3 separate regions of the Homo sapiens genome follow, and all the other regions are linked to region 1. A link is a contact called in ENCODE Hi-C or POLR2A ChIA-PET data. All regions are on one chromosome and are shown on one strand. The core of a region is the stretch at or near the end of the contact, and the rest is flanking DNA. Distances in the headings are between cores, read along the strand shown.

Region 1 (3,824 bases), core at 891-3,390:
GGATCCACGCCACCCCAACTCTGGGGAAGAGTGACCTTTCAACAACCGCAGCCAGCAGGAGAGGGAGAGTGCAGTGAGGAGGGACACTTGCTCCTTAACCCGCCAGCCAGGTTCCCATTCCCTTGGCAAAAATGAGTCCCGCAGCCACACCTGGGGGACGTAGTGCCAAGCAGCTGTCCCAGCGATAGCGCCACAACCTGGAAGGCACAGCGCACTTGTCGGGTGGCCACCTTGCTGCTGAGAAACGCTGCCCCCAGCCCTAGCCTCGGCCTCCCAGCACACGGCTGGTTCCTCTGCTGACCCACCAGCGCCCTTGGACACTGAACAAGTGACCAGCGCGCATGCCCCATTTCTGACATGCCTGAAGTGAGATTCTACATGGGTGGGTGGACTCAGCTCAGCAAGAATCCCTTCCCTGCACCCCAAGCAGGTGCAGACCCTCCTACCCCAGCCCTTTCCTGTCCCTAAGTTTCCTTCTCAAAAGTCAGAATACTTAGGGTATGTAGGGGAGTGTCACACAATGTCCAAGCCTCCTGAGGCTTGCCCATCACATCCAGCATGGAGGTCAGACCCCAGCAGGGCCGTATTTTAAAAACATAAAAAGCACCTGTCCTCCCTTAATTCAGTTTGAGATTTACAAATTCCTGTGATTAAAAACCCATGTGAGAGCAATGGTGACATCGGCGTGCGCCTCGATGAAAGACAGACACGCTACTGCCCTTTCACCCAGAGCTGAGGACCGGGTGGTCCCCTGCTGGGTTTCCGGGAGGGGTTTGGTTCTGCTTGGTGTAGAGGTGGGTGGGGGTGGGACTTGCAGATGCAAGTCCCTCATTCAGCCACAGAGGGGCAGCTGAATCCAGGGGTGGGGGTGGGGCGTACAGTGCAGGGGTCCTGGTGCTCCCCTGGCCCGGAGAGGTACCCAACAGCTTTGACAGCCCCTCCTCTCTCTCACAGCCTGCTCCCCAGGGACAAATCGCTCTACCTCACCTAATCCCGCCTCCCTACCATCCCTGAGGCTCGCTGGAAGGCACTGCTCAGAGCCTGAAGGGCTGACAGCAGAAAAGAGGCCCTGGCCAGAGGCAGGGTGGCCCATCGGAGAGAGCAGTGACACACCCATTGCCCGGGGGCTGAGTCTCTTCCTCAACCTCCCACCAGACTCTGCAGAGGCAGCCCACTGCCCACCACCAGCCCAAAGAACCTGCAGGAACCTTCCGCCCGCTGACCTGCTTGCTCCAGGGTAACTGTGGACCCTGTCCTCGCCCTGCGCACGGTACCCTATGTCTGGACACCCGGCCCCAGCTCCAGCCCCAGCCCAGGTGGGCCGCCCCTGGCGGGGTCGCTTACCAACGGACACCCACCCCAGATGCATGGGCCAGAGGGCCGGCCCCCGGCATAGATGTGCACATCGGTTTTCCAGTGTGAACAAAAGATTACGAAACCTAGAAACTGTTGGTTCCGTGTAAGTAGTTGACTACGTGTTTTAGAACTGTGCTGAAGACATCTGTAAGACTATTTTGTGGGGGAAAAAAGTAGTTTCCTTTAAGGTAAAAAGCATTTTATATGATCCTTAGCACATTTTTAAGTTTTATCTTAAGGGAGACGCGCACAAAAGCGGCTGCCAAACCGTTTCGTCATCCTCACAGCAAGGACCGGACGCTTGCTAGCCACCCCGGAGCACTGCTCTCCTTTTAATCATGTATTCATCTATTTTAAATTGCCGGCGACGACTTTTGTCTATTTATGAAGAAACCTTGAGAACGAAGTTACAGCTTATCCTACCGTGTGTGTGGTTTTGGGGTTTCGTTTGGGTTTGGGTTCTTGACGTCGTTTGCAGCTGTTTCCTGGCCCTGGCGAGTGTCTGTCTTGGTGCCCAGTGCTTCTCTCAAATCTCTTTATAATAAAACTTCTGAAAAGCTGAAAACAAGTCTGTGTCTCCTTGCCCTTGGTGAGCCAGGGTTGAACCCCCTAAAGTGGCATAGAGCCCCTCGGGCCAGACGGACACGGGTCAAAGTCTTGCCTGACCTTTACCAGCCCATGTGGGTTTGTGTGTGGGTGATGGGACCACTCTGACCTCAGTCTTGCCCTCTAAGGGGGTAACAGTGGTCAGACCCGTAGGGCTCTTGCGACGATGAGAAGGGGTGTGGGCAAGAACGCCGCCACACAGGAACTTGCATCAGCTGGTGACAGTGGCGAGCCCTTCCTCTGGAGGATGGGGCCACCCAGGCTTGTGGAGGTGAGCAGTGGGAATCCAGGGAGGAGGCCAAGGGGTTTTTCAAACCTGAGTGTAGGAAGCATCCCAGACAGGGAATTCTTTAAACCAGATTTCCCAGCAGATGTTAGATGGTGATACTAACAACGACAGCAAACAACAACAAAAGGCAAATAATAGTTGACTGTTTTAACTACATCTGGAAAAATACCAATTGCCTGGTGGGAGGCTGCAACTCTTGCACCCTGTGATGCAGCCATTTTGAGGTGGGGACAGGTGCCCCCGCTCCCAGCCAGGCTCGGGACCGAGACAGAGGAGCCCCCACACTCAGGACAGCTCTCCCAGCCTCTCACTCTCCAATCACGGTAAACCCCCTCCTTCCAGATGACAGCCCAGGAGTGGGGTGCAGTTTCCCCACTGGAGGGCATTTTGTAATCCACTTTAGAAAAATAAAATAACCCCAAACCAGCCACCTGCCGTCCCGTCAGCAGCAGCACCGCAATGTGCAGCATAAATATTTCATGTGGTTACAATTTCCTTTTCTATGTGGGGCTTGTCAGTAACACGACGGCTTAGACAGTTTAATATTCAACTCTTGCTTCCATGTTTGTGAAAACAGCATCACTGGGATCCACGCAGACAGCCCACAATGACAAGAGTACAAGGCCCTCCTTGTACAGTGGTGCTGAGGCGGAGGCCTGCTGCCACCCCTCACAGCTGCACCAGGAGCTCAGGAGTCCTTTCCAAGCATCCACACGCCAAGACCACCCCCTCTAGGCTGCACGGGACACTCAGAGGCCCCAAGCAGAACCTAAGCGCCCTGCCTGCAGGTATCAGGGACTGTCGCACGGGTGTGTTCTGGGGCCCAGAGAGTGAGAATAGAGCCTAAAGGCCAATTTCAGGGCCATGGAGTGGACAGCGACTGTCTTAGTCCATCCCAGCTGCCATAACAGAGTGCCATGGGCCAGGTGGCTCACAGCAACACAAACTTACTGCTCAGTTGTGGAGGCTGGGAGGTCTAAGATCAAGGCGCTGGCAGCTTCAGTGTCAGGTGAGGGTTCACTTGCTGGTTCGTAAACGTCCATCCTCTCGCTGTGTCCGACAGGGCAGGAGGGGAGGGTGCTCTCCAGAATTCAACAGCACTCACCCCAATCCTGAGGGCTCCGCTCAGTCACCTTCCAAAGGCCCCGCCTCCAAATACTGGCCCGTTGAGGGTTAGGATTCCAATAATCAAATTCCGGGAGGACACAACCATTCAGTCTGTAGTGCCGACTGCAGTAGTTGGCACTGGTGTCCCCCTCTCGCCTGTCCTCTTCTGTTGCCAGAGCCCATCCCCAGGTCCTGAGTGCCATCCCAGTCATTGCCCCCCAGAGCTGCCACAGCTAATGACCAAATAATGGAGACGCCAACTCTCTGGTCCCATTCACAACCCGAGTCCATGGGAGCAGCCTGAAGCTGCCTCCAGCGGCAACACCATCCTTGCTAAGCTCCCTCCCCCCACCCCGCCCTGCTCTGAGGATGTGACTCCCTCCTGGGAGCACCCACTCAGTAAATCGCTTGAACCAGAATCCCCATCTCAGGCCCGTATGTTTCTAAGGCAACAGCCTACCATACT
Region 2 (3,824 bases), core at 667-3,166, 450 kb after region 1:
GGCTCACACCCCAGGAGTTCGAGACCAGCCTGGCCAACATGGCGAAATCCCGTCTTTATTGAAAATACAAAAATTAGCTGGGCGTGGTGGCATACACTATAATCCCAGCTACTCCGGGAGGCTGAAACATGAGAATCCCTTGGAGGTTGAAGAGAGCCGAGATGGCGCCACTGCCCCAGACAGAGCATGGAAGCTCCAGACCCGTTCCCTCTACACCTTGTCTTACATATCACTTCATCTGTATCTTTAAAAATATATTAATAGTAGCCATAAAAAAAGAAGAAAATCATGTCCTTTGCAGCAACAAAGATGCAGCTGGAGGCCACTATCCCAAGTGAATTAATACAGAAACAGAAAACCAAATACAGCATATTCTCGCTTACAAGTGGGAGCTAAACACTGGGAACACAGACACGAAGATGGCAACAATAAACACTGGAGAGTCCAAGAGTGGGGAAGGACGGTGGGGGGATAGGGGTTGAAAAACTACCTGTTGGATACTGTGTTCACTGTTTGGGCAACGGAATCATTAGAAACCCAAACCTCACGATAAGGCAATATACCCATGTAACAAAACTGCATATGTACCCTCTGAATCTAAAATTAAAAATACATAAATACACAAAATAAAATACTTTTATAATAAACCAGTAAACATGTTTCCTTGAGTTTTGTGACCAAATTAATCAAAGCCAAGGAGGGAGGTCACGGGAACTTTGATTTATAGGTGGCCGGTCAGAAGCACAGGTAAAACAACCTGAGGCTTGCCATTGGCACAGAAAGTGGGCACAGTCTTGTGAGACTGAGCCCTCCACTTGTGTGATTTGATGCTATCTCCAAGTAGAGAGCTTCGGAATTGACTTGTAGGGCACCAAGTTGGCATCCCCTGCAGAGCTGACTGTTTGCCTGATGTTTGGGGGAAAATCCCCACACACCACACATCAGGTGTCAAAAGTGTGTTGTGAGTACAGCAGGAGAAACTGAGTGTGCTTTTTCTACACACTTGGTCAATTAAATCAGCTGGAGAATGAGGAATCAAGGAATCACGCTCCTCTGAAGTGGGTAAATGAGGGAACTCAGCATATTCTTTTATAGGCCCTATAATTTTCTCTTTAAAATGTTTACAGTTTACAAGGTGATTAAACCTTCACTTCACTGTCACAATCGTTCTCGAAGAGAGGAATGCTGGGGTGATTATCCTCGGATAAATGACTTACAGCAGTCCCAAAATATTCAGGCCCTGGTTTCCAATTTTGAATAACAATCCACAAGGGCTTCTTTCCCTTGCACCTGAACTGCAGACAAGCCTCCGCTAAAACCCCAGCTTTGCCACACACTCTGTAGTTTTGGCAAATCCCGTGCTAGGGGATAAAAATATTACTTGAGCCACCTAGAACTAAATGATGGCACCTTAAGAGGTGCTTCGGGAGGAACCGGAGCCCCTCGCTGGGAGCTGTCATTCCTTGGTCCCTCTCCAGCTCCAGAGGAACCTAGTCAGGAAGCCTCGCAGGGCGGAGCCATCCGAATTGTAAACAATGGCGGCCTAGCCTCTTCCGTTCCCCGAGGAACCCGGAGGGCGAGCCGCCTAAGCTGGACCTGAGGGTATCGCGGATTTGCGTCTGGGGCCCCGGAGACCCTCTGTAGCCCAGGGCCTGCTGACATCCCGAGAGCCTCTGGAGCCAAGGCCCGTGCAGCTCTGGTCTCGAGGCCTTTCCCCGCAAACCGCAGGTCCGGCGAGGACTCGGGACCCCGAACTCACCCAGCTGGCGAGGGAGAAGACACCCAGCACAGCCCCCATGGTGACGCCAGTGATGGAGGTGGCCGGTCCTGAGGCTGCTTTCTAACACGGTGGTAACTGCCAGCTGAGGTGACTCCCCAGAAACATGACGGTTTCTCAGGCCGGAAACGCAGCCTTCCACAGACGCACGGATGCGTCACGGCGTGGCCCCGCCCACCGTCCGCGACCGGAGCGGCAGAGGGGGGCGCCTGTCATTGGCTGAGGGGGAAGGTGGGGCTAAACCATCCTGGGGTTGCAGGAACTGTGAAGGTGTCATTCCTTACATCATTTGTATTCATTGTGCAAAGATCTGGAAGTTACAGAAGTGTACAGAGAGGCACAGTACGCTCAGAATTTATTCTCTAGTTAATAGGAGATCTGACAACATAAATGCACCGTGCCCCAATGTAATGAATACGATGAAGTAGTATGGGGGAATAGGCTTTCAATAAAGGTGTATTTAGTGCCTCCTATTGTAAGGGGAAAGTAATTTAGCTGGGCAGTAGTCTTGGAAGGCTTCTCTGAAGGATTTATTTTTTAATCTGCGAACTAAAGGATGAGTCCAAATTAACCTAGAAACGATGGAAATCGTATCCTAAAATGTGGGATGCACCCCATTTGGGAAAAATGAATGGCTCTAAGGGTGCATGAAGGACATTAAGCGATATTAAACAGCAGAGTGAGAACGTCCCATTTCAAACCAACAGGCTAGTTGTTTGAGGCCAGTATGGTATTTAACATTTTTCTAGTATTTATCTCCCTTTCTAACAGAGTAAAGCCTTCATTTTCCAGATCTCTCAAACAGGCAACCATGCCTGCAGTTTTAAAATATTGTTTTGTTTTGAGGTGTGTGTTAGCAATAACCTTTTCATTTCTTCCGAGCAATGCTGATTTCCCATTTAAGCAGTGATGTAAATATTCCTTTCAAAATACATGTCAAATTTGAGAGTTCACTTAAAGAAGAAAATGAAAACATTTTTTACTTACACATATAATAGTTTAGGTGGAATGTGGCAAACAATGATGATGTCCGGACAACAAGGTGTCACACTTCAATATCTTCTCCTGTGGTGTGTTAATCTTCCCTGATAGATAAAACTCTCTGGAAGGGGATTCATAATTGAATTCCTTCTGGATTGTCAGCCTTTAGTCTGATAAGGGAAATTCATGAAAAGCCCCTCTCTCCATGTGCTGTTCCCCAAGCAATCATCATACCAGTGTGGCATATTTGGGGATGTTATTTCCTGGATTCCTTGAAAATGTATTCCAAATTCATCTTTTACAGAAATGGAATGAGGCTCAAAGTTTGCCCAAGGCCATGAAAAGGGCTGATGAAAGAAGAAAGAGAACTACTCACATTTAATAATTCCTACCTCTCTTTTCCCAGATCCCTCTCCTCACCACACATACACAAATACCAGCTCAAGTCAAGTTGCTTCAGGACCACTGAACTTTCCAGGTAGTCCTTAACATTCTTGCTTCTTCCTGTCTGAGTATTGCTGGTCTGGACTTAAGAGAGCTGACTGTGATAAATTTTACAGATCGAATTCTACCAGAAACATACCTGTAGTCAAAAAGAATTAGGTTTATTTAGCTTGTTCAGAAAGGGAGAACACATATCAGAGAAAATATAAGGTGTCTTGGTAAGAGGTGACTGGGGAGAACTTATTTTAGGATTTGGGTTTATGCTGGGTAACTAAATCTAAGGAGAGTTTAAGGAGGAGGAGAACAGTTTTGGATTGGACACAGTCAAGGAGTAGAGGCAATTCAGTGATTAGGTATCTTACAAATTTTTATCCAGAAGGAAGAAGGATTAAAACAAGGCTAGATTAGTCCTTGGAAAAGTGTGATACCCTACCTTGTCTTAACCTGAATTGACTCTCTCTTAGCTGAGGGAGACAGACAAACTCCATTTTGGCTCCTTCACTTGCCGCTCCTTACCCATCCCACTTCCTCAAGGATTTAACTTGTGCAAGCTGACTCCCAGCACATCAAAGAATGCAATTAACTGATAAGATACTGTGGCAAGCGATAGCTGCAGTTTCCA
Region 3 (3,824 bases), core at 631-3,130, 390 kb before region 1:
ATGAGGTTGAGGATGCGGGGTGGGCTGTGTTTGCACCACTGCACTCTAGCTTGGGTGACCAAGAGAGACCCTATCTCAAAAAAAAAAAAAGGATGGAAAACTGAAACTAATTAAACATGAATTCACTCTCCTCCCACCCTCCAGCCCTTGGCAGCTATCTTTCTACTCTGTTTCTGTGATTTTGACTATTTTATTTATTTATTTTATTTTTTCAAGACAGAGTCTTGCTCTGTTGCCCATGCTGCAGTGCAATGGCATGATCTTAGCTCACTGCAACCTCTACTTCCCGGGTTCAAGTGAATCTTCTGCTGCAGCCTCCCGAGTAGCTGGGATCACAGGCGCCTGCCACCACGCTGGGCTAATTTTTGTATTAGTAGAGACGAACTTTCACCATGTTGGCCAGGCTGGTCTCAAACTCCTGACCTCAGGTGATCCACCTGCCTCGGCCTCCTGAAGTGTTGGGGTTAAAGGCATGAGCCACTGCTCCCTGCCTGATTTTGACTATTTTAGATGCTTCCTGTGAGTGGAATCCTGAGTATTTGCCCTGTCTGGCTATTTGACTTAGCATAGTGTCCTCAGCTTTCATCCATGCTGTAGCATGTGTCAGAATTCTCTCGACTGAGTAATATCCATTGTTTATATGCATGACATTTTCTTTCTTTTTTCTTTTGTTTGAGATGGAGTCTCACTCTTGCTCTGTTGCCGAGGCTGGAGTGCAGTGGCATGATCTCGGCTCACTGCAACCTCCGCCTCCCAGGTTCAAGCAATTCTTCCTCATCCTCCCGAGTAGCTGGGATTACAGGCACCCACCACCACACCTGGCTAATTTTTGTATTTTTAATAGAGATGGGGTTTCGCCATATTGGCCAGGCTGGTCTCGAACCCCTGACCTCGTGATCTGCCCACCACGGCCTCCCAAAGTGCTGGGATTACAGGTGTGAGCCACTGCGCCTGGCTTGACATTTTCTTTATATATTAATTGATTTGACTGAGGAAAACTTTATATATAATTAACTACAACCATTTGTAGTACAATTCAGTAGAACCACCAGCACAGCCGGGCTATAGGACATTTCCATTGTCCCCAAGACATTCCTTGCCCCCCTTTGCTGTTCATCCCTTTCCACCACTGGCCTCAGACAACCACTTTTTGTCCCTATAGCTTAGTTTACATTTTCTAGAACTTCATGTGCATGGAATCATACGGCATGTACCCTCCTGTGTCTGGCTTCTTTCACACATCATAGTGACACTGAGATTCATGTTATCGCGTGAATTGGTAGTTCATTTCGGGAGGCTATTTTGATAGATACTAGCCTGTCTTCTAACTACTCTTGTTTTTGCCCAGACCTCCAGCTTCTAGTGCTGAATCACTGTCAGCTCTGGCCTGAGTTCAGTAATGACCTCCTTATGTCCGCTCGGCTCCCTTCCAGCCCCTTTCCCACCCTGTAGCAGGCAAAGAGAACTTTACAAAGTTCTCTTCATAGAACGTTTGACTGTGACCACCCACTCTTCAAACACATCAGTGGTTTTGCATGATAGATGGTTGAACTGATGCTGCGAATGGTCTGGCCCCTATGGTTCCCTCCAAAATCATCTTGGATCTGTTTTGCTTCCTCCATTTTAGCTATTCTGCATTTCCTTGGAACCTGTCCCTTAGTGTCCCTGAGTAGGCAGTCACCACGTACCTCTCCATATCTCCCAGCAGGGGGTGGCTTTACTTTTGTTCCTGTGAGCCTTCCATTGGCAGCTGGCTCCCTCCCATGAGATCAGGGGCAGCTCTTTTGCTGCCTGCTGCTGCAGCTGTAGTGCCTGGCACCTTGTACGTATTCACTTCATGACGGAATGGATGAACGAGGCTGTTCTTTTAGATTGGGCTCTGTCACGGGCAGCCCTGAGGTTTTCTGCACGTATGTGTGCTGAGCCCCTGTCTTTCTGGTGTTGGCAGGACGAGCAGCTGAGGGCCCTGGTGAGGCAGTTTGGACAGCAGGACTGGAAGTTCCTGGCCAGCCACTTCCCTGTGAGTACAGTCCTGCTGTGGCCCTCCCTCGGGGCAAGGGCTCTGGGAGAACAGTGTGCCTGGGACAGACTTTGCCAAGGAGGGGAAAAGGGAGTTCCTTACTCAGCCCCTGAAAACAAAACCAAATAAAACAGGGCAAATGGACCTTTGTAGGATCTCTCTTCCCAAGCTGGCATTCAGGGTACACTGCTGTAAACATCTTCCAGCTCCTCAGCATGCCTGGTGGTCTTCAGGCTCTGAGACATTTGCAGCATGTGGTGCATATTTGCATTTCTTCCTGTAAGTCAGGAGTGAACAGGTGTTCGGTTTCTCAACAGTGAGACTGAAACTGAGGGGAAGTGATGCTTTCAGCAGGCTTCATGGTGAGGCCCCTGCAGGGCTGGCAGGTGCTACCACATTCGAGTATTTAGAGCCTCCTGATGGTGAGGGGGTTCCCCTCAGGACCTCCTTCTCAGGCCCTCCCACCCCTGACCCACAGGTGTCTGGGAGGGAGGGGGTGTGGCAGGAGCTGCCATATGTCTTACTGCCTGGGCTGCTCAGAAAGCATGTCACCAGATCCTTTCCTGCCCCATTTCCTCATCTCCCCCTCTTCTGTGTAATCTGAACTCTTCAGGGAATAAAAATGCTCTCCTAGAAAAAAGCAGGGGTCCCTGACGTACAAGGAATTAAAGACTTGTGATGGTGGCCCCTTGTGTTCGGTTGGTAGGGAGCGGCTTCCCACAGGGGACCGAGTTTGCCCTCTCGTGTAGCAAAGGGAAACCGCCCATGTTCCGGCATGTGGGCTTGCAGTGAGTGGTGGCTGCATGGAACAGGACACACCTACCCAAGGTGTGCCTAGTCCCAGGCCATAGGCCCCTGAGCCTAGTACTTAACCAGGCCCCCAGCCCGAGGTCCCAGAAGTTCTCACAGATTGGTTTGTTCTTCTGTTCTTTTCCCAGAACCGCACTGACCAGCAATGCCAGTACAGGTGGCTGAGAGTTTTGAATCCAGACCTTGTCAAGGGGCCATGGACCAAAGAGGAAGACCAAAAAGTAACTGCTGGGACAGTGCCTTGCACACAGTGGGTCTTCACCCACCAGTGTACCTGGGGACTGTGAGATTGCCTTGTGTTGGGGTTGGGGGTGTCAAGCTGAGCATTGGGTGTGAGTTGTCTACCAGCCAGTCTGGACACTCTTATGCTGCCCTGGCTCCAGCCCTGAGATTCCAAGTTTCAGAGTGTCTCCAGGCTTCCTCACTCATGGTCTGAGGGCTATTGGGCTGATTACTCGGCTTCTCTTGTTCCACCCATGGAGGGGAGCAGTAGCAGTGCAGCGTTGTCATGAGAATTAAGCAGGTGATGCTTGTAGGGGGCTTGCAGGTTCTGTACATTTGCTCTCAGCAAATGGCAGCTGCTGCTATCCCTGATTTAATGATGATTGCACCCTGTGACCTTCACAGGGCACAGATGCCTTCTTTTGATCGCCACAGCAGTCCTGTGAGGTGGGCAGAAGTTGTTAGTCCCATTTTATAGATGGAGAGAGCAAGGCTCAGAGAGGTTGGGGATGTCCCCAACCTAGAAGAGGCAATAAGTGCCATGACTGCCTGGGGCTACCTTGGGAGTTCCCTCATCTCTTCTCCTCGATACCAGCCCAGAGGATGCCATTCCACTGAGGCAGGCATGGCTTATGAGAAAGAGGGAGATGAAGGGAACTAGGCATTTTTTTTTTTTTTTTTTTTGAGACGGAGTCTTGCTTTGTCGCTCAGGTTAGAGTGCAGTGGCGCGATCTCAGCTCACTGCATCCTCCGCCTCCCGGGTTCAAGCGAT

What was found. A loop is a pair of places that touch in the nucleus more often than their neighbours do. ChIA-PET counts read pairs that join two places held with the same protein, here RNA polymerase II (POLR2A). Pooled maps may share reads with other maps.
Region 2: a map of CD8-positive, alpha-beta T cell shows a loop between it and region 1 (20-fold over the local background). The contact joins the promoter of SERINC3 here to the enhancer-like site in region 1. A Hi-C loop is called at or near these places in 2 of 168 maps with a recorded cell type or tissue (CD8-positive, alpha-beta T cell and naive thymus-derived CD4-positive, alpha-beta T cell) and 5 of 50 pooled maps. POLR2A ChIA-PET finds 5 or more read pairs at or near these places in 1 of 52 experiments (T-cell).
Region 3: a loop to region 1 is called in a map with no recorded cell type, with 13 times the contacts of the local background. The contact joins two enhancer-like sites. A Hi-C loop is called at or near these places in 10 of 37 single-sample maps with no recorded cell type and 5 of 50 pooled maps. POLR2A ChIA-PET finds 5 or more read pairs at or near these places in 2 of 52 experiments (activated B cell and activated T-cell).

The regions. Positions count from the first base shown.
Region 1 is chr20:44,067,696-44,071,519 of GRCh38, forward strand. TOX2 (TOX high mobility group box family member 2) reads left to right here. Exons shown (of 9, transcript NM_001098797.2): 9 at 955-1,921. The coding sequence ends at 991. Among named protein-coding and RNA genes, the nearest start is that of JPH2, 120 kb to the right of the region's middle. RefSeq lists an enhancer at 210-726. Within about 2 kb of position 2,141, at least 11 of the 41 ENCODE cell types and tissues checked have a DNase peak (open chromatin) inside an H3K27ac peak, as active enhancers do; they include CD8-positive, alpha-beta T cell, where a contact is called at or near this core.
Region 2 is chr20:44,520,154-44,523,977 of GRCh38, forward strand. It overlaps SERINC3 (serine incorporator 3), which reads right to left and starts at 1,917. Exons shown (of 10, transcript NM_006811.4): 1 at 1,760-1,917. The coding sequence starts at 1,798. RefSeq lists enhancers at 1,128-1,680, 1,599-1,908, 1,815-2,109.
Region 3 is chr20:43,679,836-43,683,659 of GRCh38, forward strand. It overlaps MYBL2 (MYB proto-oncogene like 2), which reads left to right. Exons shown (of 14, transcript NM_002466.4): 3 at 1,949-2,020; 4 at 2,959-3,051. Among named protein-coding and RNA genes, the nearest start is that of MYBL2, 15 kb to the left of the region's middle. Within about 2 kb of position 1,881, at least 9 of the 41 ENCODE cell types and tissues checked have a DNase peak (open chromatin) inside an H3K27ac peak, as active enhancers do.